Linked DNA regions of Mus musculus: regions 1 and 3 are each linked to region 2. Evidence: chromatin loops called from intact Hi-C (ENCODE). Cell type or tissue: left cerebral cortex. All regions are shown on one strand. Links, peaks and the distances in the headings refer to the core of each region. The heading gives the core; the rest is flanking DNA.

Evidence for each region. A loop is a pair of places that touch in the nucleus more often than their neighbours do. Peaks named below come from ENCODE experiments on the same cell type or tissue, not always from the same donor. Only the 100,000 strongest peaks of a DNase experiment are listed, where the experiment ranks them.
Region 1: a loop joins it to region 2, with 2.9 times the contacts of the local background. A loop is called at or near these places in 26 of 42 quality-filtered maps.
Region 3: it touches region 2 in a loop (2.4-fold over the local background); 7 of 42 quality-filtered maps call a loop at or near these places.

The regions. Positions count from the first base shown.
Region 1 is chr15:27,818,371-27,828,772 of GRCm38, forward strand. Trio (triple functional domain (PTPRF interacting)) reads right to left here. Exons shown (of 57, transcript NM_001081302.1): 28 at 9,896-9,988; 29 at 7,293-7,404; 30 at 5,611-5,801; 31 at 2,970-3,071; 32 at 530-672. Among named protein-coding and RNA genes, the nearest start is that of Otulinl, 140 kb to the left of the region's middle. In left cerebral cortex, for the core only: a CTCF peak has its summit at 5,443 (motif pointing left); DNase peaks (open chromatin) are centred at 3,691, 5,431 and 7,196; H3K27ac peaks cover 316 bases.
Region 2 is chr15:27,746,720-27,757,121 of GRCm38, forward strand. It overlaps Trio (triple functional domain (PTPRF interacting)), which reads right to left. Exons shown (of 57, transcript NM_001081302.1): 42 at 9,747-9,836; 43 at 8,419-8,511; 44 at 7,294-7,344; 45 at 6,993-7,070; 46 at 5,871-6,062; 47 at 3,060-3,237; 48 at 1,202-2,010. Among named protein-coding and RNA genes, the nearest start is that of Otulinl, 70 kb to the left of the region's middle. In left cerebral cortex, for the core only: a CTCF peak has its summit at 5,423 (motif pointing right); DNase peaks (open chromatin) are centred at 5,464 and 6,416; H3K27ac peaks cover 210 bases.
Region 3 is chr15:27,804,391-27,814,792 of GRCm38, forward strand. It overlaps Trio (triple functional domain (PTPRF interacting)), which reads right to left. Exons shown (of 57, transcript NM_001081302.1): 34 at 1,240-1,483. Among named protein-coding and RNA genes, the nearest start is that of Otulinl, 130 kb to the left of the region's middle. In left cerebral cortex, for the core only: a CTCF peak has its summit at 4,379; DNase peaks (open chromatin) are centred at 3,935 and 4,493; H3K27ac peaks cover 2,413 bases.

The DNA of each region.
Region 1 (10,402 bases), core at 3,359-7,358, 72 kb after region 2:
CTACAAGCCTGCCGCACACAGACATCAGAAGTTATCATATCCCCAGGAACTGAAAAGTTAAAGATGGCTGTGAGCCACCATATGGGTGCTGGGGACAGCACCCATGCCTTCTGCAAGAGGAACAAGTGCTCTTAACCACTGAGCCACCTCTGCAGCCTCGTGCCATTCTGTGCTGAGTGCAGTTTTTGGCTTGGCAATCTGGTAAGTGCCCAACATATTTTTCCCACTGAATTCTCAACATAGTAAACTCCCCCAACCCGGGTTCATTTCCACTTGAGAAATGAAAAACAAAACAAAACCAAAACAAAATGAAAAACAAAACAAAAACGAATGCTTCGATGTTTTGGGTTGCATGGGGGAAAGAAGAGAGAAAGAAGAGGTCTTTGTTTGCTTTTAGCCAGGGGAGCTTCTTGTCTCCCTAAAGCAGTGCATCTAAGCCACACAGGCTCCAGGTATTTGAGGAAAACAGTGTAATGTCGTGTGTCCCCTCCCTTACAGGTAAGCACTCTTGGGAGCCCACCACACTCACCTCCTCCCCTTCTGCCTTGCTGCCGGAGCTGTTTTGGGGATGTGAATGGGCTCCTTCAGGGCTCCTCTCAGGTGCACCGTCCTCTCCTGGATCACCTCACGGATGTGCTTGATCCAGTCCTGCTTGTTCTCGATACTGGATGCCTGTGCAGGGAGGAGAGCCATCAGGACAGTGTCCTTCCCACAGCCTATGCCCAGCGCAGACTGGCTTCTCCTGCTCCCCGGCTTCCCCACCTCCCAAAGAACTCCCAGAAAAGCAACCGCACCTCACTTAATTTACTATCAAGCAAATGACTCTAATTTTACATTTTTTTCATTAAAACCATAAAAAAAAAAAAAAACGTGATTACAGATCTCTTGATACTCTGGTAATCGATCGTCATTCTTCAGTACCAAGAGCTGTTAAGTGACCCTGGGAGCGGGGTTATAAAAACAGGTCCACTAGCAGTCTGAAACCTCAGTGAGGTCGCTGAAGTATAAGCTGTGTTTTGGTCAGTGTCAAGGAAACCCTCAGCAGGGATGTGGACGAGCCCTTGCCCGCTGCTTGTCCCTGGACTGCTAGGGTGACCACTGCTGGCCTCCTCCACTGCCAGCTGAGGCACCTCACATGGCATAGCCTACTCAGCCCACAGGAACTCCACAAAGGAGGCCTGTAGGGGTGGGTAACACTGGACATATGCCCAAGGCCACAAAGGCACACATGGGCAGTCATTTGTGGGCCCACCTCAGCCGCATAGCAATTTTAGGAACATATTCCCTTGAAATGTCATGGGTAGATGGAGAAGCCCTCTGGTGGTGCTAATACCATTTTCTAATTTCCAGCTGAAAACCATTGACCTCCTCTGACATGGACATCACGGTCATGAGGTTGTCCACGGGGCACGGAGGAAATCACCACGAGGGATGGCAATGCTGCGCTTCCCCCCCATCCCCCCACCAGAATCTTGTTTCTGGAAATGCCAAGCCATGGTCCACTCTGGGAAGAGTCTGAGCCAGATGCTCTTTCTACATAAGCCGTGTTGAATGTTCTTCAGTTACTTAGAGTAAAGGGGGAACTTTGAAAATCTCACGTCTATCAGAATGTACAGGCCGGACACAAGGGTGGAGATAAAACAATGAAGGATCTGAAAAGGACACTCAGTGCAGCCTGGAGATCATCAAGGAAAACCGTGGCCATGCTGCAGAAATAAAGAAAACTGCCCTGCAAAATGACTATTCCATCGATGGCGAGTAACTCAAAAGCACACACTTTATAGAGACAGTGTCAAACAAATGGGTCCATTCAGTAAACGGGGTAACTAGTATACTCAGGGAACGTCAAACTGTGAAAGGACTCAGAGACAGTTTTCCCTCCTGCCTTAGCAAACAAAGACAGTCATTGTGTGCTGGAACCACGAGGCCACCACCACAGTGGCCGTCCCTTCTGTCACCGTCACCATTGAGGACCTTGAGGACTTGTGTCTATATCCTCAGCAATTGTACCACCATAAAGACCCTCACTGCGATGGACACCACTGTCTCCACCTTTACTGTCACCAGCGTCAGCGTCATCACACCCTTACAACGCAACCATCTACACCACCATTTCTACTAACCACAACATCAGCAACAAAATCTACACCACCACCTCCCTCTTCATCCCCATGCAATACCACCACCTCAAAGCCATCAAGATCAAAGTACAGGCCACTGCCATTTGACCCTCCTTGTAAGGTGAAAGGTATTATCCAAACGCCTCTAATTATATTGAAATGTTTTAGTTTTGAATATATTTTAACAACCTTAAACTATAGAAAAATTTAAATGATCTAAAATGTACTTGTTGGTACACTTAATATTTTATGTGGTTTTTATGTCAGTCCTAACTAACAAGGGTCCCCAGTTGGGCCGTATGCATTCACTGGAAACAATCCATTGTGACCACAGGAGCAAAGATCTTAGAAACATCGTGGCTTCCATGTGGTCCCTTGGCTGTGAAAGAGTGCTGCTCAGATGAGCAACTCAGTTTCTGGAAATACTAAAGCAAGACTAGAAGACTCGCAAAGGAGATGCAGTAAGTCCAGTCATCCACCAGCATCTCACCACACTCGGGCTCCTTTCAACAGCTTGCAGATCATGAGCATCCCTAAACCATCTCTGGTATTTCCAGACAGACCAAGAAGACAGCATCTGAGTTTTCTAAAATATCGATGAGGTTATCGCATGAGACACCTTTAGAGTTCTTTGCAGTTCCTAGGAAGAGTCAGTATACTAAAAACAGTTTAAATTAAAAGTGAATGAGAGAGAGAGAGAGAGAGAGAGAGAGATTGATTTTTGGCTTCACCAATTCCATCAGAGAACAAAAAAGTCAAATAAAATGACCTGCAATCAGCAAGAAAAGCAGCTTACATCACCACAATAAACGTTCACACTGTAAGCCAATAAGCTGTAAATTGACGTACCTTAAGGACAATTTTATTATCTGAAGTTGGCGTCCTCCCCACCCACAGTGCAAATTTGCAAGGATCTCCTTCAACGTGTTCTGTGACACCCAACTCTGAGGTCTGCATAAAACACAATTAGATAATTAGACAACGGTACGATTTTGGTAGGAGTAGACATGGAAAGAGGACAGCCTCTGGTGGTTGGTGGCCATGTGAAACACTTAGTCCAGTGCTTCTTAATCTATGGATTACAACCACCCCCTTGGAGGTCAGATAACTCCTTCATAGGGGTCGCCTAAGAACACTGGAAAACAGATATTTACATTAAAATTCATAATAGTAGCAAAAATACAGCTATGAGGTAGCACCATGAATACTTTTGTGGTTGGGGTCACCACAGTGTGAGGAGCTGCACGAAAGGGTCGGGTCAGTAGAAGGTTGAGAGCCTTAGGAGGTAGGAGGAAAGCCGGGGTGGACACGCGCGGGACACACTGTTCCCACCCTGAGTACTTCTGGAGATTGCAATGCAGCTTCATCAGCAGGATGTGCTGAGGAAACAGCCCAACCTTAGACACAAGCACGGGCTTTTCCTAGTCCAGAGAGGCTCCCACAACAGACTCTGAGCATACCTTGACAGAGGGCAAAAGGGCTAAACTCTGACTTCATCTACATCCTTAACTTTTAGTATTTCATCATGAAAACCCTGCCTGTGGACATATCCACAACAGGGCATCCTCCCCCCATGATGGAATCCGCCCCATGCCTCTCCCTCCAGCAACGGAAGTGACTCACAGGTTGGAACTGCAGAGGCAGCCTTGGTAGGAATCTTATTTTTTTTAAAATATAAATTAAACTAAGATGTATCAGTTTTTAAAACACACAAGCTTGCCTCCAAGGTCAGATTAAAGCCAGCAGTAAAGTGGCTGCTGGCCAGGATGCACTTATTAATTTCCAGCTGGACAGTGACCTATCTGACGTAAGGCCACAGTGATCCAAATGATAATCACAACCAGGGGACCGGCCAAAGATGGTGGACTGAAAACCGTTACCAGGAATTTTCAGATTCCAGATTATTATTTAAAAAGTTTCTACGCTTGGGAGTCTCTATTCTTTGGAGAGTTTGATTGACACACAAAAATCCCCAAAATTTGTAACATTAAGTCACCTGACTATTAGATACCGAATAATATTTTAAAGAGAGCTGACAGAGAGAGATCTGTGTGGCACTCTGGTTCCTTTATGATGGTAAGCTTGCCTTTATGTTCACTGGTTCTCTCTGCCCAACTCTGCCCAGCAACCCAGTGCTGGCAGCCCTCTGAGCAATAGCCTTGAGAAAGGTCAAAGTGCAGGGGATAAGAGTTTGTCCTGGCTTGGCTTCCAGAAAGCAGGCATGGGCTGGACCCAGCCAGGGCTGGCTAATGAGGAATGGTAGCACAATAGTTCTGGGTGTGCGCCTCTCCCCAGAAACACAATGACGAGCCAAAATATATCGCTAGAACACTCCAAAGGCCTCTGCATGGGCAGGGCTGGGGAGTCTTTCAAATGCTATTTTTGATTACATATTTTTCTGTGATAATGCCATTTTGCTATTATCAAATTTTCAAAAATTTGTTCTTACATTTACTTTGCATAAATTAATTTCTAATGGAGAATAATTAAATCTTCGTTATTATGGATCTGTAGTGAGCGCAGCAAGTAAGGGAGCTTACATACGTTTTGATGTCTGTACTGGCTGGTTTTGTGTCAGCTTGACACAGGCTGGAGTTAGTTATCACAGAGAAAGGAGCTTCAGTTGAGGAAATGCCTCCATGAGCTCCAACTGTAAGGCATTTTCTCACTTAGTGATCAAGGGGGAAGGGCCCAGCCCATTGTGGGTGGTACCATCCTTGGGCTGGGAGTTCTGGGTTCTATAAGAAAAAAAACTGAGCAAGCCAGGGGAAGCAAGCCAGTAAGCAGCATCCCTCCATGGCCTCTGCATCAGCTCCTGTCTCCAAGTTCCTGCCCTGTGTGAGTTCCTGTCCTGACTTCCTTTGGTGATGAACAGCAATCTGGAAGTATAAGCTGAATAAACTCTTTCCTCCTCAATTTGCTTCTTGGTCATGATGTTTGTACAGGAATAGAAACCCTGACTAAGACAATGTTATGAATTAAAAAAATTAAATTGATATGAATCCTTGCTTAGGGTAGGACATCATCTATTTACACAGCAGCAGTTTTCAACCTGTGTGAGGGTTGCTCCTCCCACTGGGGTCACGTATTAGATATCCTGTATCTATATTTACATTATGATTCATAATAGTAGCAAAATTAGTTATGAAGTAGCAACAACAATGGTTCTATGTTTGGGGATCACCGCAGGAACTGTATTGGAGGGTCCCAGCATCAGGAAGGTAGAGAGCCACTGCCCTACAGTGTTTCTCCATCCTGCAGTGAGCAGCTATGGGCTCTAAGAACAGAATCCCCAAGCCCCAAGAGTATCAGTGTGCCCTCTAGTGGACTTGGCTTGCAGAGAAATTAGCTGATGAAGAGGAAATCACAATTCAGATTCACATTTCTGAGCATTTTAGGAGGAAGCTATAGGCAGCAGGCAGGAGGTTTCTGTCCTACAGGAAGGCTGCAGCTGCGGTCTGTGGACTCGAGCTCTGGACGCCATACTTACAAACAGCTTGCTTTTGTACAGGTACTTGCTTCTCCCGCTGGAGTCTTTCACTTCTTTACTAAACACCAAGGACATTTCAAAAAGGAAGAGATGCCGTTCTCGACCCTTCCGAATTAAGGTTTTCGGGTCCCACACTTGGAAGGACTCCTGCAGGATGAGCTCTCCCTGAGACTCAATGTTTTCGTCAAACCCTGCAACATGAAGCAAAAGCAGACCCGACTCAGAAGGCAGCACTGCCGGCTCGCCTGCAAATGCTTTCAACGTGGCTCCACGCTCACCACCCGCCCTCCTAACAAGGGAGAGCTCTTCCTAAAATACTACTTTGCATGTATTTCCCCAAGTTCAAACATTTTCAGGGGTTCCTCATAACTTCCTTCTCTACTTTCCACTCCTATCTGTTGGCTCCCAACATGAGATCTGGTTTAAGTCCCATCTGCTTGTCACTGAATCACGCACGGCCTTTGCTCAGGCGATCACTCCCCCTGACCAGAGTGCCTCCAGTGTACTGCGCACCCCAGCCTCTGATTCTTTTCCTCTGTTGCTGAAATGCCCCTCTCAGACTCTGTTCAGGCCCCAGCCTGGTGGAGCCAACTTTACTAACCCATTTTCTGGGAGTCTGGAATCCTCTGCACGTGGATCTGCCTAGACCGGGCACATGGTGGCCTCCCTGACTATTCTTTCCTTACAATGTGGCCACCAGGACTTAGCAAAGTGGCTCCTGGGTGGAAGCTGCTCTCTCCCTTCTTTTCTGTCTCTTTACTATAAACTTCCACTGAGCCATCTTATGTAAGTTCATCACTCGCCTGTCCCTTCACAGTGAGGAAGAGCTAGGCATCCTAACCCTGGGCAAATGAGAAAATGAATGTATACAGCTAGTAGGGTTCCCTACCCACAGGCTCTTGTACTTGCTGTGAGGTGGAATATGAATGTGGTCCTGCAGGACCTATTCAAGTAGGAAAATACATAGGACAGAAATGAGCCAGAACATAGCCCTTCCCTCTGATGACATCATGAAGAACAGAGGAAGAACAACGAGGATTGCTGGATCTCTGAGTCTCTATTACAGAGTGGCATTGAGTCCTGACTAATAAATTTCTTGATGGTACCAATGACCTGGCATAAACTAGCAAAAGCATTTGGGATGGGCCCTTTGCATTGCTAACCTCGGCAGTGCAGAGGCAGCTTTACTAAATAGAAACATTCGTGCAAACTGGAATTACTACAATCCCTGTTGGATACATTTGTCTCATTTCTGTTCACCATGTTACACACTACATTCAACTGCTTCAGCAGACAACTGAGTTGTGCAAACATCTAGCAATGGCTATGGAAATGGGGAAGTAACAAGATCTTCTATATCCTCGGGTCTATAACCAGTGCGTTCATTCATCATTTACACCTCTGTTAGCAGGAAACCCAGGCAGCATTAAACAAGACTTAAGTGCTCCTGGAGTGTACAATGGCACTGCTGTTACCAAGTCCAGAAAGTGATAGTCGATTCACACAGCATCAGTGATGGTGCTGTGATAGTCGATTCACACAGCGTCAGTGATGGTGCTGTGATAGTTGACTCACACACAGCATCAGTGATGGCGGTGTGATAGTTGACTCACACAGCATCAGCGACAGTGCTGTGCACAGAGGGGGGAGGGGGACGCCTCGGGCGCGGTGTGTCCGGTTACCTTCCAGCATGCTGAGGTGCATGGCATCATTGGCTCGCTTGGGCACGCTGAGCATCACCTCCAGGCCATCTTTGATCTCCCCCTTTCCTTCCTCACAGCATGTGAGCAGCTCCTGGAGAAGATCAACACCGTGAACTCGCAAAGGACTGCAAAACGCTCTGCCAGCCACACCTCAGCAGAATCCATGAGAGCTCACGGTGCTCAGGAAACAAACAAAAAGGGAATCACTCAGGTTCACATAGGCAACAGTGTCTGATCTACTTGAATGAGGACCTGGAGGAAGTCAGATCCCGTCGCCGTTCTGAAAGAAGTTGTTATGCCTTGCCAACCACATCTCCAAAATGAGAAAATAAATGTTACTGGTTTGTAAGGAATATGGAATTGTGACAAGTGACAGCCATCCACAGTCTACCTGCCCTGCTAATCCCACAATGTCGGGGGCTGGCTGGACCCTGAATCAGAATAGCAACACAACACAGACCACTCCTCTGTGCAGGCTCCTTAGGGAGGTACTAGCTACAAGCTACCACACATCTCCAGGGTATCTATGTGTGTCATGCTACTTCCTGACTTCCTGGAAGCTCCTCAGCTCCCCCGTGAGTAGGACAGCAGGAAACACAAGCTTACATCCTGATGGGTCTCTCTCAGGTATTCCTTCATGGGTGCCAGACCGTTCTTGGTCACAGTGACAACAATCTTGTGTATATGATTCCCAAGGGGTTCAGAGCAGTGTGGTCATCAGCTTGGGGGAGGGGGAACTAGAGCAGTGGTTCTCAACCTGTAGATAGCATCCCTTCAGCAAACCCCTATCTCCAAAAATATTTACATTATGATTCATAACAGTAGCAAAATTACAGTTTTGAAGTAGCAATGCAAATTTTCTGGTTGCGGGGGGGGGGGGGTCACTGAAACATGACAAACTGTATTAAAGGGTCACAGGCATTAGGAAAGTTGAGAACCCCTGGTCTAGAGAACTCAGTCATCTGATGGGCACCTTCATGTTTGATCAGATGTGTATGCTTCTGAGGAGCTGGGCAGAAACTGCCTTACAAGTACAATGTGCCTCAACTCCCTCCGTGCAGACTGCCTTCCCACTGGGGAGGTCTGATGGAGTTTACTACTGTTCCCAGCAGAGTTTCTGGGGAAAATGAGAAAGATTTACAAGTAGAAGTGTAATCTTAGTGGACACAGAAGCTGAGAACAAAGCCTTGAGTTCTGAGGGCAACAAGGGACAACGGTGAGACAAGGCACTTGTGCAGACTTAGGAAGCAAAGGGGACAAGACCTGAATGCAAACCAGCAAAACCCAGCCTCCCAGCTTACGCCATGCTCACAGACAGCAGCAGCAGATTTGTGTAGTGATGGCTATCTAGTCACTGAGTAAGACTGTCATACAGAAGTACAGGAGAGGAGGTGCGGTGTGGCTTGGTGGTAGAGTGCTCACCCAACTTGTGTGAGGCCCTGGTTTGATCCCTGGCACTGCACTGTGTGTAAAGGAGGTGGGGGTTGTGGTAGTAGGGTTTTCGAGATAGAAAGGTCTCTTGATAGTACACATCTGTATAAAAGAACACAGCCATGTTTTACAGTTGCTAGGTCTCTCTTACTGAGAGAGCTTTAGACACCCTTAAGCTTCAGTGTCCTACTGCACGCCCAGGGCAGCAGCTGACAGAGCTGGGATTAGTGGACAGTCTACACGCTAATGTTTCAGCGCGTCCTTCACCGGCAGAGGAAATATAGTACCTTTGCCAGACAAAAGTTGTAAATGACTCTTAATGCAGCAAGCAAACATGCATTAACGACATAACGCATCTGTGGTAAGTTTGTTCCCCTTTCTACTGTTGAAAATAATCAGACTTAAATTTTTGCAAGGGCAATTTTAGATCTACTTAATTGCAACAAAAAGCAGAAGCCCTTGGGATCAGTAGGGACATGGTCTATAAAATGGCTAGCAGCCATAGGGAGCGGCATGAGGGCAGAGTGTTCCGGAGTCCATGGAAAACCTGCGCATCAGCCAGGTATGGGTTCAATGCTGGCACATATCAGCAATGATTCTGAGCATTTTTGTGACGCAGGGCAGATAGTCTCCAGACTTTCCAATCAGCGCTGCTGCGGGTTAAACATGTACAGGTGCTGTGTCGGGGTCTCAGCACCAGAGTCTGAGGATGCTAAAGGTCCAAGAGCCAGGAACTTATTTCTCAGTCAAATACCATTCTACATTGCAGACAAGGGCCAGCCAGTTCCTTCAGGGTACAACTAGGGGATATGATCTTAGGTATCTGCTTCAATAAGAAGCTGGACAGGCCAAGAAATGTCAGTGAAGGAAGCCACAGACACATGTGCACAGGGGATACATATCAACACAGGATGTGATGTTGCCGATGGTAGATGGAAACCACAGACACATGTGCCCAGGGGATACATATCAACACAGGATGTGATGTTGCCGATGGTAGATGGAAACCACAGACACATGTGCACAGGGGATACATATCAGCACAGGATGTGATGTTGCCGATGGTAGATGGAAACCACAGACACATGTGCCCAGGGGATACATATCAACACAGGGTGTGATGTTGCAGATGGACAATGTTTCATACACACCTTTAAAAGGAGCTGATACTTTGTTATCCGCTGAACTGGTTTGATCAGGTAGGAAGAGATGGAATTGGCTAAGCCATGCCGCTGCTGGATCTCCTATATTTAAATAAAACAAAAAAAAAAAAAAAAAGGGAAGCTTTATCATAGGGTCATTACTGTTAAACATGGGCACAGTACCACATTAATGACAAGTGTTTGTTTCTGATGAAATAATAAGCCCTCTCTTCTTAAAGCATGTGAAAATATCAGCACAAACTTCTCCAAGTCTACAGGTTTACTTTGCAGGGGACTTAGCAGAACACCAACAGAAGAGGGGATACAGATCCACAGTATGTCTGGTGTGTGCCCCTCTCCTGCAATAACACTGCTTACAAGCCTAGGCTGCGCTTAGCGTCTTCATAGGAAGGCAAGGAGCCCAGCCACGCAGTTCAGCGCTGCATACTGCTCATCAGTGAATAGCAGAGCACGTGAAGGGTGTTCTGTAATGCCTGTTACCATGGAAAGATATAA
Region 2 (10,402 bases), core at 3,111-7,110:
ATCAAAGCCCACTTCTTAATTTCTTCCACAAATAAAGAGGAAGGCTGAGTTAATCAAAATACTTAACAACAAAAAGAAGATCAAGAGTCTGAATGAGGGATTAATAGAAGTCCAGAGGAAAGAGACATGCAAAAGCTAGATTTTATGTATAAATATATATACAATGAGAGACACAGACCCTTTTAGGGAAATGTATTTAAAAATTTATAAAGCGATCAAACATACACTCGTTAGAACAGTTCTGTGCACTCACGCATGCCTTTAGGAGTGTTACGGGCCAGGTCACTTGCCCTGTAGGAGATAGCTGGAGGACAGTGAGGAGGCCACAGCGTGGGGGGAGCCCAGCAGAGACACCCTTCAGCCTGAGAACACAATGCAAGTGACCACAAAATGAGCCGGGACCCCAGTGCAGAAGCACTCGAACTGCCCCCACATCCTCCCTGGAGGCCTGAGGCCCAGCCATCTCTGGAGAAGTTGGGTGTCAAGGTGCCTGGGCCAGTGTCTCTCCAGGAGACTTGGGGCAGAAAGAACTTTTCCACTGGGTAGATTCCTGTTCCCTAATGACATCTTATTTTGCTTTGAGTTGATGTTGGAAGTTTTCTTGAGGAAAAAAAATTTTTTTTTCATCAGATGACTCAAAAAAAAAAAAAAAAAAAGCAGCGAAGACAACTTATGGTGTAAAAGAGTGAAACTAAGCAATGAGCAAGAAGCTTAGAAGTTACACATTTCATTGTGAGTAGTAGAGAACAGAGGAAAAGACCCCTCCAAAAAGCGGGAAAAAAAAGTGAGCGAGGTGGCAGGGCCCAAAGAGCAAGTCCCAAGATGCTTTGCTGGTCAGAAACTGGAGACTTAAAGATGCTGCATTGAGGAGATTAATGGTGCGCTCTCTTGTAACAGGGAGACAGGAATAAAGCGAGAAGCAGGTTAGTAGAGAGGAGAGCAGGCGCTGTCCGTGGTCCCGAGAGGGTTAGAGGTGGCTGCATTCGTTTGGTGGCTGGGTGCCAGCGCAGCCCCACAGGGCACGGACGCGAGTGTACACACAGAGGCCACGGACGTGTCTACTCAGACAATGCACAGGAGAGCTGGAGAAGGCGGTCACTGCTGCACAGTGCTGGAGAGCTGGAGTTAGTACGGAGGTTTAGAAGAGCTGGCGGGACAGAGGCGGTGGGGTGGACGGGCGCAGGCTCCCTGGCACTCTTACCCCGTTGCTCTGAGTGGACTGCACGGACTGCTCGCTGGCCGAGGAGCACGTGCTCATGCGGTCTGTGTCCTTGCTGGGGGCTGCATGGCGGTGCGTCTGTCGCTGGAGGGAGTCACTGTCCCCCGGGAAGGTGAAGGAGCTTGGCCGGCTGGCAGGGGAAGCAGGAATGGAGCTCCAGAAGGAGCCCCCCTTCTGCAAGGGGCTGCTGGGAGGAAAGGCCTCCTTGCCAAAAGGAGAAGGGAACGTAGTGGAGAGAGGAGAGTTCAGCGGTGAGACGGCCCCAGGTCTAGTCTTGCCCAGAGGCAGTGAGCCCAGGTTTCCCCGGGCATCCTTGGTGTTTCCGTCTTGGCTTGTACCGGAAGTACTCCCCGGGGCCTTCCGGGGGCTCTCCATCACCTTCATCTTGGGAATGGGTTCTGTTTCTCGCTCATGACCTTCGGAGTCTCCACTCAGGGGGAGCCTGCTGGGCTGGCCAAGGCTGGCCTCAAGGGCCAGGCTGCTGCTGGGGGTAGGCAGTGAGGGGCTGGGAGCAGACATACCTGACATCTTGTCTGCCTCTGCCTGGCTTGAGGCTGCAGAGGAGACCAGCATGGGGGGGTGGTGTCTGACAGGCTGTGGGATCCTGGAGGGCCTGCTCCTGCTCGAGCTGGGGCCACTGCTACAGCTGCTGGGGCCACTGCCATGGCTGCTGCTGCCTCCGCTGGAGGCCCCGCTGCCGCCGCTGCCCCCGCCCCCGCCGCTGCTGCCCCCGCTGCCACTGCCGCCGCCCCCACTATGGTTCCTCTGGTACTCGATGGGTGATGTCAAGGCTGTAAGCAAGCAATTCAACAGAAGAAAGTCAGATAGGACACCAAGAAAATTCCAGAGTGTGTTTGTTTGTTTAAAAAGGACACACACAACCAAGGCCACACACAACCAGAAGGGCGTGAGAGTCAGTGAACTAATTCAGGCAAATGCTTATGGTCATAGGAGCCTACTCCTACCCTAGGGGTCAACATAATTTGTCGGTCAGGTCAGTGAGCTAGACGGCAGCCTGGGGCAAATGCCAGGCAGATTACTATCGGCCAACGGTGCCACCTACTTAAGGTCTCTGTTCCTGACTTTAGAATGTCCTGCAGAGGGTTTTACTGAGACGGGGACATTGCAACATTTCTGTGGTCTGGACTTAGAAACAGAACGTGCATATGCAGGAAAGGTCGCAGGGAGGGCTGATTCAATACGTATTTAACTCTCAAGTGTATTTTCTTCGTTACCCACCAAGTTAACGAAAGAGTGGGAGCTGACCGTCACGGGACTATTGCAGATAGGAGGAGCCGAAAGATAACTGCTGCTGGCTTTTCAGCTGCGCTTGAATCCCTGGAGGGACAAGTCTCTGTCTGTCTGTCATTCTGTCTGTCTACAGGCAGAGTCTTGCTATATAGCCCAGGCAGGCCTCGCTTTTGGCTTCTTGAGTGCTAAGATAACAGGTGTGCACAATTGCATGTACCCATGACGTGCTTTTTAATTGGGTATATAATGCACTTGCCAGTGATTCTGGCATTTTTGATCCGTGCCATATCCTCAGGATCGCCTCAAACTTCTTCTTCCTACTGTGTCACCTCCTTTTCTATTGTGTCACCTACGCATGGCAGAATGTAACAATGCATCTCGAGGAACGCTCAATGAAGGTGGAGTGGCCACTCCAAACCCTGACTGCCACCAAAACCCTGTGACATTCTAGACAAATTATCAGCCCACTGTGCCTCAGCTTCCTATAGCAGACAGTAAGCTCTGTTGCTACCAATATGTAATGCAGAGCCCTGAGACACAGAAACATGTGCCTTAGAGAAAGAAGACACAGCCAGTAAGGGTACATCACCGTTTAAAAAGTTGCGCTGGTTTTCTAAGATTTGGTTGATCTCATGGATCCACGTTTGCCGGACGCTTGGACTGGATGAATGCAAAACGAAAGTCTCCACGGCATCGCCCGTCCTGGACGTCAGGGCGAACTTACAGGGATCGCTCTCCACATTTTCCTCCAAGCAGAGGCAACTCACCTTTAAAACAGCAAGTCGTTATTTACAACAGCTATGACACGGGCATCCTGAGTATTCACCAATTAACTGGAGGTTGGTCGGCAGAATACACCTGCTGCGGGGCCTTTGGTACACAGCTTTAATGCGAGAGGGAGGATGCTCTGACATGCACTGCAACAACATGGTCAGACTTTTGAAAAACTATGCCAACTTTGCTCCCTCACAAGGATAGATATGTGAAGCTCCACAAACACGGTATCCTGGAAGCAGAAAGAGGCATGGGATTGTCAAGGGTTACTGGGAAGGGACAGTGGGGATGTTGTGTTTAATGGGTGGAGAGTTTAACTCTTGCAAGATGAAAGGACTCCTGGGTCTGAGGATAGTGGCACAACACAAAGGTACTTAATATCAATGAGCAGTTCCTAGAAAACACTTAAAATGGCAGATATTATGTTATATACATTTTGCCACAGAAATTAAAAGTATGAAGTGAATCTCATCCTATATTGATTGACATGGCAACAGCTACTTTTTAGCTGAATTCTGTTAGCCTCAGACACCATCACAGGTCAAGCATTCCTAAAACCCTGTTCGGTCTTGAGTGACCACCCACCGTGAAGACAGGAGCTCACAGACTACTGCATAAGGTGCCTTTAGGCTATTTGTGTAAAGTGAGCATGGCACACTCACACTTTGTGCTTAGAGCCAAAGGCTGCAGAGATGGTTTCCATGGTAAAAGGCTTGCGGCACAACCTGACTTCATCCCACATAAATGTAAAGGAGAGAACCAACTCCACAGAGCTTTCTGTCTCGCATCCACATGTGCAATGTGGCATGTGTGCCCAAATGCATATACCATGTACACCCATAAAGATACCTGGATACCATTGCTAAGTTGCCAGTGTGTATACGTATATAGTAAATATTTTTTAACTTAAAAAACCAAAAAGGTCTGAAACCAGAAAGACTTTGTCTGCAATGCTTCAGTAAAGAGTATTTAATCATTATCAGGAAGGATTTCAAAGCCATTTAAAGTCTCAGGTGCAAAGGCCGTTAAAAGGCTTGACTAATAGCTGAAACAATTACCTAGTAATTATTTCAAAACCTCTCCTGCAATTAGCCAGCACTCATTCTTCTCCAAAAATAACTCACCAAGCAGGGGTGGCACACGCCTATAATCCCCATACTCGGGAGGCAGAGGCAGGCAGATCTCTGAGTCTGAGGCTAGTATGGTCTACAGACTTAGTTACAGGACAGCCAGGGCTACACAGAAAAGCCCTGTCTCAAAGTAAACACATATTAAGATGGCCCATCATGTGAAGGCACTTGTCACCAAGCTCAGTGACCTGAATTTGATCCCAGGGGTCCTGTGATGGGAGAGAACAGATTCCCATGAATTCTCCTCACTTCATTCACACTCTGTGGCACACAAGCACAGACACAGCACATAAAAATAAGCAAATGTATTTAAAAAAGAGATTAAAGTCTCAAATATCAAAACGGATATGCAAGTGTATCCGATGTTATGATGAAAGTACAGAGAATCACCTCACAGAAGCAGCAGAGACATAATATAATGCATCAACAGAACTTCTAAGGTGCTGGGGTGGCTGTCTGTCCACAGACTTGTGAACAGAAATTCTAAAGGGTGGGTCGGCATACGGCCATGCCTTTGGAGGAAGCCAACACTAGGGTGGCATGAGACAAAGGGTTACTTCAGGCCATGGAAGCTCTTCTTTTTTGCCTGGCTCTGAAGCCTTTACAATAGGCCCTCATGAGCAAACGATCACATGGCTCAAAGGCTGTGCCCACAGATCAACCTTGCCCTGGTGCAGGCACTTGAAACCACTGGACCGTATGACAGTCCAAGCAGCGAGCTTCATAGGAGAGAGCGCCATGCCTCACCAGTACACCATGAAGCCAACAGACTCAAAGGGCGTATGCAGTTCCTCGGCACCTGTGATGACGACCCTAGTGTTTGTACAGGAGGCCCTCATAGAGAGGAACACATCTTCCTACTGAACTCTCCTGCACAGCTGAAGACATGGCAAGAGCTTGGGGAGTTGGGGGTGCAAGCACACATCTCCTAGGGACCACCTGCTGGCTTCGGGGCTCCTCTCTGTCATTTTGTCACCCTTGATTTGCCTCCTTTACAGACTTAGGATCATACTCATATAACTATTTTCTGTCTGTTCACCTTTTTCGGCCACCAGAGGGCAAGCTACCCTAGGGCAGAGAGGGTAGCTGCCTCATCTCTGGCGCTCAGTGACTGGAAGAACCCTCAGGATCCCTCTGTTGAATAGAGAATGAGACACTTAGCTGGCTCTTTTCTTTGGCCCTAGGCCAAGACTCTGAAGGTGAGACTTGGACTTGTAAGCTAAGTTTTACACGGTCTCCCAGAGGGCAGCGGTATGTATACTACCCAATGGCTATAGTCACATAGGTATTAAATAAAGTCTGACAGTGTGGCAGACAGCAGCTCCAGAGTACAGAAAGCAGAAAGAGGCAGGATGCAATTTTAAGATTCAACAGTGTACTAAAATGTCTTGTAAATACTTAATAAAACGAGCATTGGAAATGCCTCCGTAAGCACAAAAGTTCTTAGCATGACAGATATGTGTGCTGGCACATGAAGCTCGCAGGCGTGCATTTACCTTGATACTGTTCTTGAACAGAAATCCTGGCATGGAAAAGCCCTTTTTTTTATCAAGTGGTTCGCTGAATATGACGATCTGTTCAAAGAGGAAAACCCGCCTCTCTTTGCATCGAGGCAGAAGTCCTGCGTCTTGATCTGTGACCAGGAATGTGTCCTGTAAGAGCAGTTTACCCTGGGCAACAATTTTACCCTAAAACAAGAAGAGGGGAGGGAGGGAAGAGGGGGGGGGCATTATATTCTCAGTGACCAATCATCTGTTTCCTTTGGCTCCTTCCCACAGAATGACACATTCTTCTAGTAGCTGCAGAGCTTATTCTTTTACTGTGATGAATTAATTCCTAGCTCCAGGCAGAACAATTCTTTAAGTTAAAAGTCTTGTCAGCTCTGGGTAAAACCAGCGGCCTCAGAAGCAGAGGGCAAGAACAGACTTCTTTAGGGATGATTCTGACAAAAAGCAAGCATCCCTCTCCCGACTTGTCAGCAGAAGTCTCCACAGTTCAGACTGTGGGCTTCAGTCTGAGAAACACAGGCTTGGGACATTAAGCTTTAATGCTCCAGTGAGCGGGTGGCAAGGAACGCTAAAGCACCTCCCACCTTCTTCTCAACTGGAGGAACAGCTTCTGGTCTGAGTTTGCACACAGAAAGAGTTTGCAACCTGTACAGGTTGGTTAGACTCAAGAACCCAGTGGTCCTGAAATCAGCCTCCCAGGGATGAGAGAAAGCAGGAGCCTCCATCCCTAGCTTTTGTGGCTTTAGATGCCTGGAGAGGATGCAGAGGCTGTCAGAGACAAAGCAAGGCCCTGATCACCTCACCTCGAATGGCCGCAGGCAGAAGAAGGCTCCCCAAAGCAAATCAAAGGCCCCGAAAAAAGATGGAAAGAAAGTTAGTCACACTGGAGAGTGAGAGGGGAGAAAGGAAAAAAGAAAGAAAGGAAGGAAGGAAAGAAAGAAAGAGAGAAAGAAAGAAAGAAAGAAAGGAAGGAAGGAAGGAAGGAAGGAAGGAAAGAAAGAAAGAAAGAAAGAAAGAAAGAAAGAAAGAAAGAATGTATGTGCATAGAAATAACCCCGGACAGAGGAAAGGGATGGGAAGCGGAGGGCCCCTCAATAAACAATGCATTACGTCAAATCCCTGCAGCCGCCCGACGTTCATCATGTCATTACAGCGCTTCGGCACGATGCACATGACTTCTACAGCTTTCTGTGGGTGGAGAGAAAGCAGAGCTAGCGTCCACACATCTCCCAGGAACCCGTCAGTGCCCACCTTCCACTGCACCTCCAGCTTAAGTTTCTCTCCCTCCACACCTCCAGAGTACAGATGCGGAGTACAGACACATCAGAGACCCCACACCCTCAGTGGCCCCTCCCAGGAACAGACCCCACGCCAGGGGGGGTTTGCAAGAGAGCAACAGAACCCTAAGTACCTCTAATTCGGATGTGTCCAGGCTAGCTTTTTTTGAGTACTTGAGGAAGTCCTGTGAAGAAACGAAGAGAGAGATGTGGTGAGAGTGATGGGCGGGGGCAGCTGGCCCCAACTGCCCTTCCTGCAGTGGGCACTTTTGGTTCAGGTCGTTCACAGTCACATTCCCTCCTCTCAGAACCACACACAAAGGCATCCTGATGGTGAAGCTGTCCTTGCTTCCCAGTTTATTCTGAGATAGCTGTGGCCTCTCTCCATGTGCAGGCCCTAAGTTTCATGTGATGTCATCCCTGGTGGTGCTTTCTAACTTAAAGTAACCCGTAGCTCTCGCTAGGCCATATGGAAAATCGAAGTTTAGTTCTCTTAACACTCTAAGAAGACGGGCTGGAGGAATGGCTCAGCAGTTAAGAGCACCGGCCACTCTTGAAGAGGATCCAGGGATACCAAGCATCCACACTGTGGCTGGCACCTGTTAGTAATTCTGGCTTCAAGGGTTCTCACGCCCTTTTGTGGTCTCCATGGGTTCCAGGCATACATGTGGTACACAGGCATGCATGGGGTAAAACACTCAAACACATAAAATAAAATAAAATATAAAATCTTTTAAAAAAATTCCTAGAAGATTAAAAAATTAGGCTGATTATGGTCTGTAGAGATGGCCCATCAGCTAAGAGTGGGGTGCTCTTCCAGGGGACCTAAGTTTGATGCTCAGCTGAACACAGCAGCTCACAACCATCTGCAATTCTAGTCCCACGGGACCCAATACCCTCTTCTGCCCTCCAGGGGCACCAAGCATATGGGGTGTACAGACATACAAGAAGGCAGAACACCCATACACATAAAACATACATATATTTAAAAATGAGGTTGATAGAGCTGAAGAAAAATCACTAGCAGTCCAAGGTATGTGGCAGACAAACAAGAACTTGGCTCAGAATTTGAGAGGAGTGAACTGTTGAAGAACAGTGTAAAGAGTTACTTTGAAACACTTGGAACCAGAAATAGCAAGCAGCTCTGCAAGAAGGCAGTAGAGCGGTCTCCCACCAGGTGGAGGTGTGGGCGGTGAGGGAAGTCCCGCCCACTGAGCAGAGTGACCAGCGACTCTGCTCTTGCCCCCCTCAGCCCTCACCTTCAGGAGCAGCTGGTACTTCATGATTCTCTGCACCGGTTTGATCAACAGATCAGTGAGCTGCAGTCTGTGGCCCAGGCGCTGCTTTAAGTCCTGGGGATTTTAAGAGGAAAACAAAACCAAACCACCTCAGGTGTTGTTTGTGAAGTGGCAACATTTTGTTCCTTATAATTATAACTCCAGCAGTCCTGTGAAACCAAGGCAACAAAAGCTTCCCATCTCTCAGGATTTAAACATTCGGGTTGAACCTTCCTGAGTGGATTTTCAGAGACGTCTATTTACTTGAAGGCTTCTTCTTTCTGTCTGCCTGACTGGCCGCAGGGCTAGAGAGATGGCTCAGCAGTTGAGAGTGTTGGCTGCTCTTTAAGAGGACCCCGGTTCAGTTCCCATCATCCACTGCGTGCTTATTATTGCCCATTTGCCTGTGGTGGTTTGAATAGGAGTGGCTTTCACAGCCTCATGTGTTTGAATGCCCGACTTATGGGGCATGGCACTATTAGAATGGATGTCACTGTGGAGGAAGGCTTTGAGGTCCCATAAGCTCAAGCCAGGCCCAGTGTGGCAGTCTCCTTTCTCTGCCTGCAATATCAAACTCTTTCTCCAGCATCATCTCTGCTTCCATGCCACCATGCATCTCACCGTGGTTATAATGGGCAGAACCTCTGACCCTGTAAGCCAGCCCCAACTAAATGTTTTCCTCATAAGAGTTGCCTTGGTTATGGCCATGGTGTCTCTTCACAGCAGTAAAACCCTAAGATACTGCCCAACTGCCATAACCCTAGGCAATCCAATGACCTCGTCTGACTTCCACTGGCACCAGGCATACAACCACAACCACCACAACCACCAAAACAAAACAAAAGTCTGGAGCCACTTCCCACGCATTACAGGTAGATGAACTGAAGACCGTAGGCTTAGCACAAAGCGCTTTTCCACTGAACTCTGCTCTGAGCCATTTAATATTTCTGTAAGTCATTTATTTTATTTTGAGATAGAGTTTCGTTACGTTATCCAGGGTGAACTTTACCTTGCTATGTAGCCCAAGGGAGCCTTAACCTAGTGATTTTCTACCCTGTCGCAGGGTTCCCAGGTGTGAGAACTGCTCAAACCATTTACTGTTAAGCACCCAGTCTTCTAAATGCTGTGACTATAGTCTGAATCCACACCCATTTCCCTGACTTATAGACTGCAAAGCAAGCTTTAGGAACCTCATCTCTGAGGCCAGTTTGGAGAAGATCCTTTTGTCTCCAGATGTCGTGGCACTCTAAATTCAAGCAATCACAGTGCAGCAAGAGTCAGGAACCACTTGTTCCCACGCTGAGTCTTACCTCAAAAAAGGTGTCGATGTACTCGGACACAATGTGCTCAGACTTTGGCTTATTTTGACAATAAACTATGTACATGTGCAACCGTCTCTCCTAGGAAGCAAAAGGCAAACAGATGGTTAAAGCACTGAGAGTTCCACTAGACCATCGGAGCACACAGTACCACCCACAGAAAAGGGGCCATCTTAAAGCAAAGCTGCCACGCTGGGGAGCTCACTCCAGATTCGGGGCATTTGGCCACCCTGGCTCTGAGGCTCTGAAACAGCCTTCTGCTCTCACTCCTGGTACAGGCCTGATCCCTCACTCGCCTGTACCAGCAACACCAACGGCAACTCAAGAAGACACTTCCATCGCGCCCAGGCTGCCAGTACTGTCTTTATAATCTCAGATCCCATGGCAGGAAAAAAAGGGACAACAGGCTCTCAAAGCTATGTATGCAGACCCTTTAGGGTCCCTGGGGCCTATCTGAGGTTCTCTTAGGTCAAAAATCTCTTTCAAACAACACTAGGATACCATTGCCCTCCTGCAGTGTCTATGCGTGTGCCAACGTGGCATGGGCCCACAGTGGGGGGAATGGCTGGCATCACAGCAAGGATCTGTCACCACTGCAAACCTGCTGTGGAACATGCCAGTTTCCCTTCTGGATGCCACTGATGACG
Region 3 (10,402 bases), core at 2,369-6,368, 57 kb after region 2:
GAGGGAATTTAGCCACTGTTGTCTAGAGGATGGTACCAGACTGTCAGGACGACTGTGGGGAGACCATGGAGGGGAAGTGGCTAGCCTATTCTACAGTCAGTAGAAAGGAACCTGACGATGGCAGAGTAGAGTGGTGTTCTCTCGGATAAAACCAGCTATGTTCCCCAACGCTGGAACTATCCATCTTCCGTCCTGTACAACAGGCTGGCGGGGCCGTGCCGCCCACTGCACCTGTAGATGAGCCACACACCAGTGCTTCCACACAGAGCAGGATGTCTCCAGAAACGTCTCACCAAGATGAATGAGAAAGCTAGCCTCCTCCACAGACGCAGAGCACTAGCTGAGTCTGTCAGCTTAACTCTCTACTCACCGTACTGGAGAATGTCAAAAGAAATGCTAACTTAAACAATACGGTTTGCTTAGCCCCCTGTCGGAACGTGGCATTTCAACACACGGTAAAGAGTATACAATAGCGACACAGTGTCTTTCCCACAAACTCTAGTGTGCTTTCCCATCTGCAGCACACACACCTCCATTGGGACAAGCCACTCTTAACTCAAACTCAGCAGCCTTTGGCCCTGAAGCCTCCATGGCGAGCATTTGGGGTAAAGACTTTGGCAGTCTCCATAGGAAGGCTGACACCCACAGAAGGGCGGTTCTGCGCTGACACTTTAGTCTAGAGGAGATGTCTGGGAATAAATACTACATGCTTTGCAAATTTAAAGCAGATCTCCAAAGGCCACCTCTCAGCTCAGGGCCACCGAAGGCCTACGAGGGTAAGCTCCATCCTCCCCGGGCATGCTACCATGGAGCTCGGGTTATGCTCAGACTCCTCATTTCCACAACTATGAAAAGGAGTGGCTGAATAACTCAGCCCCAAATTTGGTCTCCAGGAATTTAATGGTAGCACAGAAATTTGAAGATCTGACTCAAAGAGGCTGGGTCCAGTCCCTTTGTCCGTACCTGCTGCTCCCTTCCCTTGCCTACTTCAAGGCAGCCAGAGGAATCACAATGCTCCTTCTCCACTTTCGAATGGCATCGGCCCGAGAGAGTCTCCCTTTGAAGCTGATGCCCTGAGTTACTCTTCCATCTCAGCAAAGGAGGTTAGCTTTGTTAAGGGGAGGACTCCTGACTCCATTGCAGAGCCGAAGGACCCTGACAGGAGGGTCCTGTGTGCTCAGCTGCAGGGCAGACAAGGCCTCACCGTGCTCTCGCTGCCCCCGAGAGGGGATGGCTTACCTTTGTGGTTGAAGATGCCCTCCATCTCCATGCTACTTCGGGAGTGGGCGATGCACAGTGAGCCACAGGGCACGAGGCCTTCTGCTGCAGGGGACCTGTCAGTGGTGCGCACCAGACACCAGTCGGGCTTGTCGTGAGGCCGTTCCAGGACCTCCACTGTCTGGCCACGCCGGATGGTCAGCTCATTGCTGTTGCAGGCTGTGAAGTCATGAATCACGACCGTCAGCTCGCAGCCACCAGAAAGCTGGGAGGGACAAAGAAAGAGGGACAGGTCAGCAAGCAGAACCACGTAGATGGACACAGTTACGAACTTGGCTAGGAATGTCACCTTCTGCCGGGAACTCTGCAGTAGGGTTAAAGGCGTCACCAGAGTGGGGCTAAGGCTATGTCCTGACCCCCACCCCCTTTGGAGCTGTGAGGTACTGAAGCTCCTCCCCTCATTCCCGATGCTGGGATTTTTCTGAGGGGTTCACCATCAGTCCAGCGTGATTTCTCACGTACTTCCAAATCCCTCTGAACCCGGAACATTCTAGTTCCCTCTATAAAAACACTACACACTCATTTTAAAACTCAGAACAAAGTAATAAAACTGCCTAAAGGCTGGTCAGGGAAAAATCATGAAACAGACAGTAAAGCGAGATGGAGCTCTGAGGGGTTTCAAAGCTGTAAGCGAGCACCCCCGAGCGAGTGCCTCTCACCACTCCCCAAGCATCTCAAGATCAGGAAGGGAGAGGCTCCAAAGAGGGACTGAATGGCCCCTAGGCACTGGCCCTGGAGTGCTTCTCCTCCAGGCCCCTCAGAGGTCTTGGCTCCGCCCCATTCCTGTGTTCCATCGCAATCATTCCCAAAGAATCTCTGCAGGCAGTGCTTGCCAGCTCTCTGTACATTAGATGCGGGCATACAGCACTGTTTGAAGCAGTGCTCGCCAGCTCTCTACATTAGACGCGGGCATACAGCACTGTTTGAAGATGGGGAGTGAATGTCTCAGTGGCTGTCTAGAACTCATAAAGAAATCACAGCAGACTTGTGTTCGCATGCCTCCTCCGTGTGCCTGCCTGGCTCTCCCACAGCTGCTGGTGCTAACCCTTGAACTCGTGACCCCAATTCTCTCTGCTCGCTGTGCCCACTCCCATGTTCTCTTCTGGCCCAGACTAGTAGTACTTAGGTCTTCTGCAGCACATCGGTGAACACACACACACACACACACACACACACACACACACACACACACACACAGAGCTGCATCTGAAAAGCAAGAACACGGTTCTCCCACTACGGTTGTCCCCACTTGGCCTGTGTCCTGGTAGGTTGATCCTCTGGACTGTTAGCTGTTTGGGGACAGGACTCATCAGCTCCTATATAAGAGCTCTGTGACTGGCTCTCTGTCCTCAAGCTATCCCCAGGTTCCCCTGTGCCTGTTTCTTCTCTATCCCATTGGATAGCCTCAGCCTCACGCTGGTATTCCCAAGACACAGCAGCTGGTGGTCCCATGCTTCCGATTTTTCACCCCACCGGGGAGCTGGGACACGACTCATAATGTCCCTGCTTGTGTTTCTCTTCCGGCGTTGCTTTCTGGGCGATGCTATCACCAGCAAATTACCCAACTTAGATGCATTTCCCTCCTCCTCTAGAAGTTGTCAAGTGGACTCGAGGGTGGCTTTCTAATGACTTTCTTCCTCTGCAAAACCCCACACTGGTTTTGCACATTTGAGTTTCTCCAGTGATTCTGATGCTCTCAGTGTGTGCCCCCAGGCCTCTGCTCTGTCCCAATGGGACAATGCTGCCAGGGTAGCCGCTCACAGTCATCTATAGGGTGGAACACAGGGCTCCCAAAGGAGGAGCTAGAGAAAGTACCCAAGGAGCTGAAGGGGTCTGCAACCCTATATGTGGAACAACAATATGAACTAACCAGTACCCCCAGAGCTCGCGTCTCTGCTGCATATGTATCAAAAGATGGCCTAGTTGGCCATCATTAGGAAGAGAGGCCCCTAGGTCTTGCAAACTTTATATGCCCCAGTACAGGGGAACGCCAGGGCCAAGAGTGGGAGTGGGAGGAGAGGGTATAGGAAATTTTCAGGATAGCATTTGAAATGTAAATAAAGAAAATATCTAATAAAAAATTTTAAAAAAGCATGGGTCTTCCTCTTCAAAACCTTAGGTACATTTTTCTTGATACAGGCTTTAAATCCCCATCTGCCTTGCCAGGTTTTTGTGCAGACAGTTGCTTCTGAGACAGGTCCTGTGCATACGAGGTCCACAGTGCCATCCCTGTGGTCAGATCTCCTTGTGTCCATTCTCCCTTCAAGTTCCCCATCCACCGTCTCTGGAAAGTTGTTCCCATTTTTGCCATCCTTAGGGCTTTTGCCTGAAACAATTTATACTTCAGTTCTGAAATGAATAGTCCTCTCTGTCTCTCTGTCTGTGTTTCTCTCTCTCTCTCTCTCTCTCTCTCTCTGTGTGTGTGTGTGTGTGTGTGTGTGTGTGTGTGTGTGTGTGTGTGTGTCCCCTCCTCAGTAGAAAGCAAAGCAGGTCTGTGTCACTCTTATGAATCTCTGTGTCAAGACTAAGGGCAAAAAGAGGCTTGCCACCACCATGGCAAATAGAAGAGGGTCTGCAGGTCACTGCAAGGTCTGTGTACCCACGAGGTGCAAAGCCCACAGAACATTTGGCAGGCTGTAGGAAGCACTCGCCCACACACGGTTCTACGCTCCATCCCAGCTCTTTCCATCATGAAGATCCAGACAAAACGAGCCTTGTCACTAGGCCACAACTGTTTTAAGTTCCCCTCTAAATTTTTATAAACTCCTTTGTGGGAAAGCCATGGTAACATTTCCATTAGTCCCTGGACAGATAAAGAAGCCATATAAGTGCTGAAAGTTGAGACCGAGCGAGCTTGGGAAAGGATTTCTCTCACACAACCCCATGATATGGAAGTGGTTAACTCCTCAGCAAATAGTGGGGGTGCTCCCTTTTCCAGCCACAACAGAGTCAGCTGATGAAGCTTGGCAGGATCGGACGTGCTGCAGACCAAGCCCTGCTGCTTGTGGGCCTTGGTGGTCCGGCCCCAGTGCCCCCATGTCTGAGGGCAGCCAGCTCTGTAACTGAGCAGTCCAGTTAGAACTCCAGGCTCCCCCCAGTGGTCCATGTTGCTGCTCTGGGAAGGAGCCCTGAGCTGGCGGCTTCCCCTACCAGAGTCTCATTAACTTGTCAGGCTGCTCAAGCAAATGTAGGGGTGCCTAGTGAGGGCTGCCTAGGAAGGGAAGTTAACTCCACTATATTTTTGGCACTTATGTTTTTTTTAAAGACCTTTGCAGAGTAACCAAAAAGGACTGGGAACATCTGTGTGCTTGACAGATTGTAAGGAAAAAAAAAAAAAAATGGAGCCTGCTCTGACAAAGAATCATACACCATGTTAAAAACATGCAGAGGCTTTCTAGAACTTAAGAACACAGAGTGCCAGAATAATACTGCAAAAAGTGCTAAAATTATCACCCCCACATTTTCCTGTTCCCCAGTCCTCTCCTGCCCATCAGGAGAGATAAGAACCTACAATCAAGGTTAGGAACTAAATGTTTTGTTCCCTGAGAACAAGTATCCTGTAGGCTTCTGTTTCAAGCTTTGCATTTACGTATTTAAATGTTAGTCAAACAATGCAACTGCTGGTTACCCACCCCCACCCCAATAAAATGGCACAGTGCATCATTGGGGAGAGCTTGCTGGGCTAGTCACTGTTATGGTCCTCCACAGACATTACAATTGGGTAGGGCTATTGATGGCTTTTTCCATGATAGCTTGCATAGCCCCTTCCTATGCTGAGAGCCAGCTCTGGGGGTGGAGGCTTCCAGACCAGTCCCAGATCACTTCCTTTAATTGCAGTGTCCAAAGTACATGATATCTTCTGCAACAGGGACTTAGTGTCAAGTTCTGAGCCACAACCATAGGCAAGGACAATATCCCACGGTGTTTATTTGAGGGTCTCTTGGACCCTCAAAGGGAGCTTTCTTATGCCTGGCACTGGGGTTTTGTTATATCACCCACTACTGCTCTTGGGAGGAGCACTGTCATCCATGTGGCATGACTCGAGTTACACTATACATGTGCATGTGCGCACACACTTTTTACTTTTTCATCTTATTTATGAATGGGTGTTTTGTTTATATGTCTGTGCACCAGTGCATGTGGTAGCCATATAGGCGGGAAGAGGGACTGTCGTTATAGTTGTGAGACACCATACGGGTGCCAGAAATTGAATCCGGGTCTCCTAGAAGAGCAGCTAAGCCACCTCTCCCACCCCTAGCTTATGAACTTTTAAGTAAACTTATAATGTTTCCTTGTGGCTTCTTTAAACACCCACAGTGTTATTTATCTCTCCTTCCTTCCTTCAACTTTGCATTGAGCAACAAAACATCTCTTTAAAATGAAGCTTGCTAAGATTTTAGAAGACATGTTTTTGTTGTTTCGGACATTTGTGATAACTACTTTGAGGAAGCAATGCAAGTCCTTATTGATATCAATCACTCAATTCCTAACCAGAAGTTTAGGTCGCTGACCATGAAGATTTTGGAGCTCTTAGCCACCCCAGCCCTGATGTCATGACTACGCCGACCGCCACCCTACCCGTCTCATTCATCTGTGGCTGCAGCAGCTCCCTCTTCTGTGCCAGCCACTTCCCATGGAGTCCCCACAGCGCTCTCTTCACTGTAAACATTTTATAGACTCTGCCCCGGCTTCCCTGGCATATCTGCCTAGTTCAGGAATGCAGTGTATCACATGGCTCACATTAACCCTTCTGGAAGTCACTTCGGAGGTCAGGAAGGCAGTTTAAAGGCATCCTTCAATTTCTCACTACTGTGGTAAGCAGTATGTGTGAGAAAACAGCTGGTCTCACATGGAGCACAGCCGCAGAAATCACCAAGGATGTTATTTCTCCCCGAGTCCTGCCTGCCCTTGGAGAGGGCCTCTGGGAGGCACCAACGACCTAGACCAAGGGCACGAGCAGATTCAAAGCAGGCTTTTCCCTGAATTCTGTCAGGATAATGGAAAATAAACAGTTTATGGCCTTTCCACCCCTTCATCTTCTGGCCAAAATCTTTTGTACTTCAACAATCTTTGTAGAAGTCTGTCTTTTGCTTTCCAAAAAAAATCCCAAACTGGATCATCTTGCCGCCTTGTCTCACCCCATGGCTGAGATGCCCATGCAGTGGATTTGGTCATGGGCTCCTTAACATTTTCACACCCCGACCCCATGCACTAGAACAAGGCAGTTGTGTGTTACAAGAACACACAGTTTTAAAAGGGCCACAGTTAACACCTGGCTTGAATTACTAAGCTCAGAGAGCTTTCTGCGCAGGGCGCACTGACGAGGGCTGGAGAGAACCGGTGTGGTGGGTGAAGCCTGAAGCCTTCCTCTCTCAAGTGATTCTGTTTCCAGGAGACGATCAACTGCAGTGAATATCTGGCCAATTTTCAAGGGCAATTCAAAAGGAAAGGCGGGGGTGGAATGGGGTGGGTGGGATGTGGTCTAATAATGGCCAGTCCACCTACAGAACAAAGTGTTTCGACTGTTGTGAACAGTTGTAGGCCATAGCTCTCTACCTTCAGTCATTCAGAAACTACACAAAAGAGTCCTGTGGCTTCACGCAGGTTTCACACAGAGCAGAGCAAACTACGATTACTTGGTTTAAGGGGATTAGAGAGTACAGTTCCACTGCAGGCCATGGACACAAAAGCAGAGGCAACCACAGGCAGCCAGAACATACCCATCATGCCCCAGGTTCTCACTGCTGCTGGGCGGCTTTGTGGAGGCTGGCAGATCAGCTCCCACCTTAACAAGTATGGAGAACAGTCTTCTAGGCTCACACTGACATGGAAGCCAGCTTAAGGCCAAGTTCAAGGAGATGTGCTCCAGAAAAGTCTCTGCTTGGGGTCTAAAAACGTTTAAAGATAGGTTCTGACATGGAGGGCACTCACAGACACCCGTGAAATCCTATAAATGGTTAACATAAATTATTAAAAAATAATTGTTAGTAAGAAGCACCAATCTGAAGAACTGATACAATTCAAGATCCTCATTCACCTAACTGTGCCCCTCAATAGGAAGGGAGGGAGGGTCAATCCCAAGTCTAACTCTAAGGCTTATTCTCTTATTTAATGGTAATGATGGCCATGCCGAATAAACTCCCAGGAAAACATACGTTTTGGTTATGTTATATTTCTAATCAAATGTATCAGGAACTTCCTTCTTGGCAATGTGAAAATACTTGACAAAAACAACTTGAATGTTTTTGATGAAAGGGTTAATTGTGGCTCACGCTGTGCCAAGCATGTCCATCCTGGCGTGTGCGTGCGTGTGTGCACGTGTGTGTGCATGTATGTATGTGTGTGTATGTATGTGTGTGTATGTGTGTATGTATGTATGTGTGTGTATGTGTGTGTATGTGTGTGTGTATGTGTGTGTGTGTATGTATGTGTGTGTGTATGTGTGTGTGTGTATGTATGTATGTGTGTGTGTGTATGTGTAGGGGATGTGCTGTCACATCACAAAGTGGCCGCTCATACCATGCTCACATTCAGGAGGAGAGAGGTGAGCACTTATTGTTGGCTTCCTCCATCTCTCCTTTGAGCCTGGGACGCTGGGCTACAGGGCAGTGCTGCCTATATTCCGAATTGATGCAACCCCATTCAGTTAAAGCTATCTGGAGACTCCCTGACAGGAGTGTTCAGAGTGGTGCCTCCTAGGTGACTCCAAACCAGCGGACAATGCAGATCTGAACTGGAGTGAACAAGCAGCTGCCTCTTCTCAGGACTCAGCCTTTCTACTCTCTAGGAGTTTTTACTTTCTTACTTTATTTTTCTTTATTTTATGGCAACTTTTAAAAAGTCTTCTAAAAAATACTTAGGAACTAGAAGGAAGAAGGAAATATATTGCACAAGGAAGCCCACAACAGCAGCTCAAAACTATCTCTGAATGACTGAGTAGTGACCAGGTAGGAGGGTGAAGCTGATATATCAGCAATGGAAGCCGGAGGCACCACCAGCAAGGAGCAGGAACCTCCTCTTACCACAAAGACAGAGACCGCTAACATATATGCAGGCTCCTTTAACACTAAGCAGTGTTATAAAGATGGTGTACAGGCCCAGCACTCTCAGTGCTATGAGCTGAGCCAGGCAGCGCTAGCCCCACTCACACAGGAGGGCGCTGGGCACAGAGCAGCAAAGAACAAACCCAAGGGCACATGTTGGAGATTGGTTCCAATGCTTTGATTCAATCGGGAATCTACATGCCCAACCGCTAAAGGTCCTTTTCCCCCATTGGTTTTTGATTGAGCAATAAAGATGCCAGTGGTCAATGGTTGGGTAAAGCGAGATGGGGTGGGACCCTTAGAGTTGCATGGGTAGGATGCAGAGAGCAACAGAAGAACCACCAGGACTCCAGGAAGAAGGATGGGATACAGGAGCAGCAGGAGATAAAGTCAACCAGCCGTGTGAGATTTTGGATAAGTGGCCATTGGTCACTTCCCTGACTGGGCCTAGGGTAGCAGTGGAAGGTTTAGGAGTGCCCAGCCTTTGAGGTAGCCAAGGAATTTTAAAAATAAATAAATGTGTGTGTGTTTCATTTGCGGATCCAAAGATACTCCTGGGCAGGTACGCACGTGCGATCTGCCAGGAGCCAAAGCAGCGTAGCACCAACTCATAGCTACAGGAATATGTGGAAGAGGAATTGGCTAGAGGTCTGCTGGTGAGCAGGTCCTCATTCCCGAGGGCTTGTTCTTGGATGTACACCATACCCTTCAGTACTTCTTTGTATGCTCCGAGGAAGACCAAGAGAGGTTCCAGAGCTTGCCCCAAGAAGGTGAGCCCCACATCCTCTCCAGTGAAAGATTTTTGAGCTCGATGATCCAGTCCTCTTACACGTGGAAAACCCACTCCAGCTCTAGGAAATGCACTGCTCTGAGCAGGTTGTGTGGTCAGGCACCTTCTCTGAGTAGGGGTATAGAGAGAGAATTTTGGTTTCTTTGAAAAACACAGAAATATGGGAATATGTTTTCATTTTGATCCCAGGTGTGGGATATGGGGCTGCTTCAGATTGTCCGTAGCAGGTGACTATGATTTGCCTTGGGCTCTAGCAGGGGCGTGGCTTTGCCAGCTACTAATCTTTTCTAAGATTGTGTGACATTTGGAATTCTGGGAAGTCTTCAGAGGGTATACAGATGCTAGGGATCTGAATGATGGGGTTGCTGTTGGTCACTGTTGGTCACTGTTGGCTGAGGTTTGTTAAGTAGTTGTGTGCAAAGAAGAAACAAGGAAAAATTAGACATCCTGATGGTGAAGGTGAAACTTGCCCAGAGGAACAAGATACTCCTAATCATCAGGAAGTAGCCTAATGATAACGTCACCCCTTTCCATTTTCCTACTCTTTTCTCTCTCCTATCTAGTGTCAGGGGTTGAAAGGGTAGAAGAAAGAAGAACCCACAAACTAACCAGGAGCATTCAGGTGATGGGTTAGAACCCTGGCGCACGCAGACTGCGGATACATGGGATCAGCCCGTGCTGAGGGACTCATCCCTTCCTCATCCAGTCGACATAGCTCCTCTTGTAGGGTTGTCAGGGAAGCCGAATTTTAAACTGCACTGGCTTTAGCTACTTTTCAGACTACTTTGATTATAACTATAGACGTCTAAACAAGGGTCACGTGACAGAAAAGCCAGCTTTAAAAGTACACAGAAAGTAAGAACCCTGACACGGGGCTTCCACTTCATTAGAACTGATACCATGTACTCTAAAGCAAATATCTGCATCTATAAAAACAAGATATGCAGATTCATATTTCCTGTTATAAGCTTAGAGTTCAAGCAAAGGACCCATTTCACCTGAATTGCACATTCCCTGGAAAGAACTGAATACTGAGGGTCTTGGGACAGTTCACAAGCTGGCCTGGGTGGGTTCTTCCAGATACTTCATTCTTGCTTTGGCCATTTTATTTGAGGCTCACATTTCTCTCTCTCCTTCCCCCCCCCTCTACCCCACTGCCCCCCTCATGACACAGATACTGTTAAATGACAGAGATCACAGACTAATGAGGTGAGAGTGAGGAGATATTCTAAGATGCTTCTTTTGTACCCTAAAGACACTCAGCGCCACAATTGCTGTGCTGTAAAAAGAA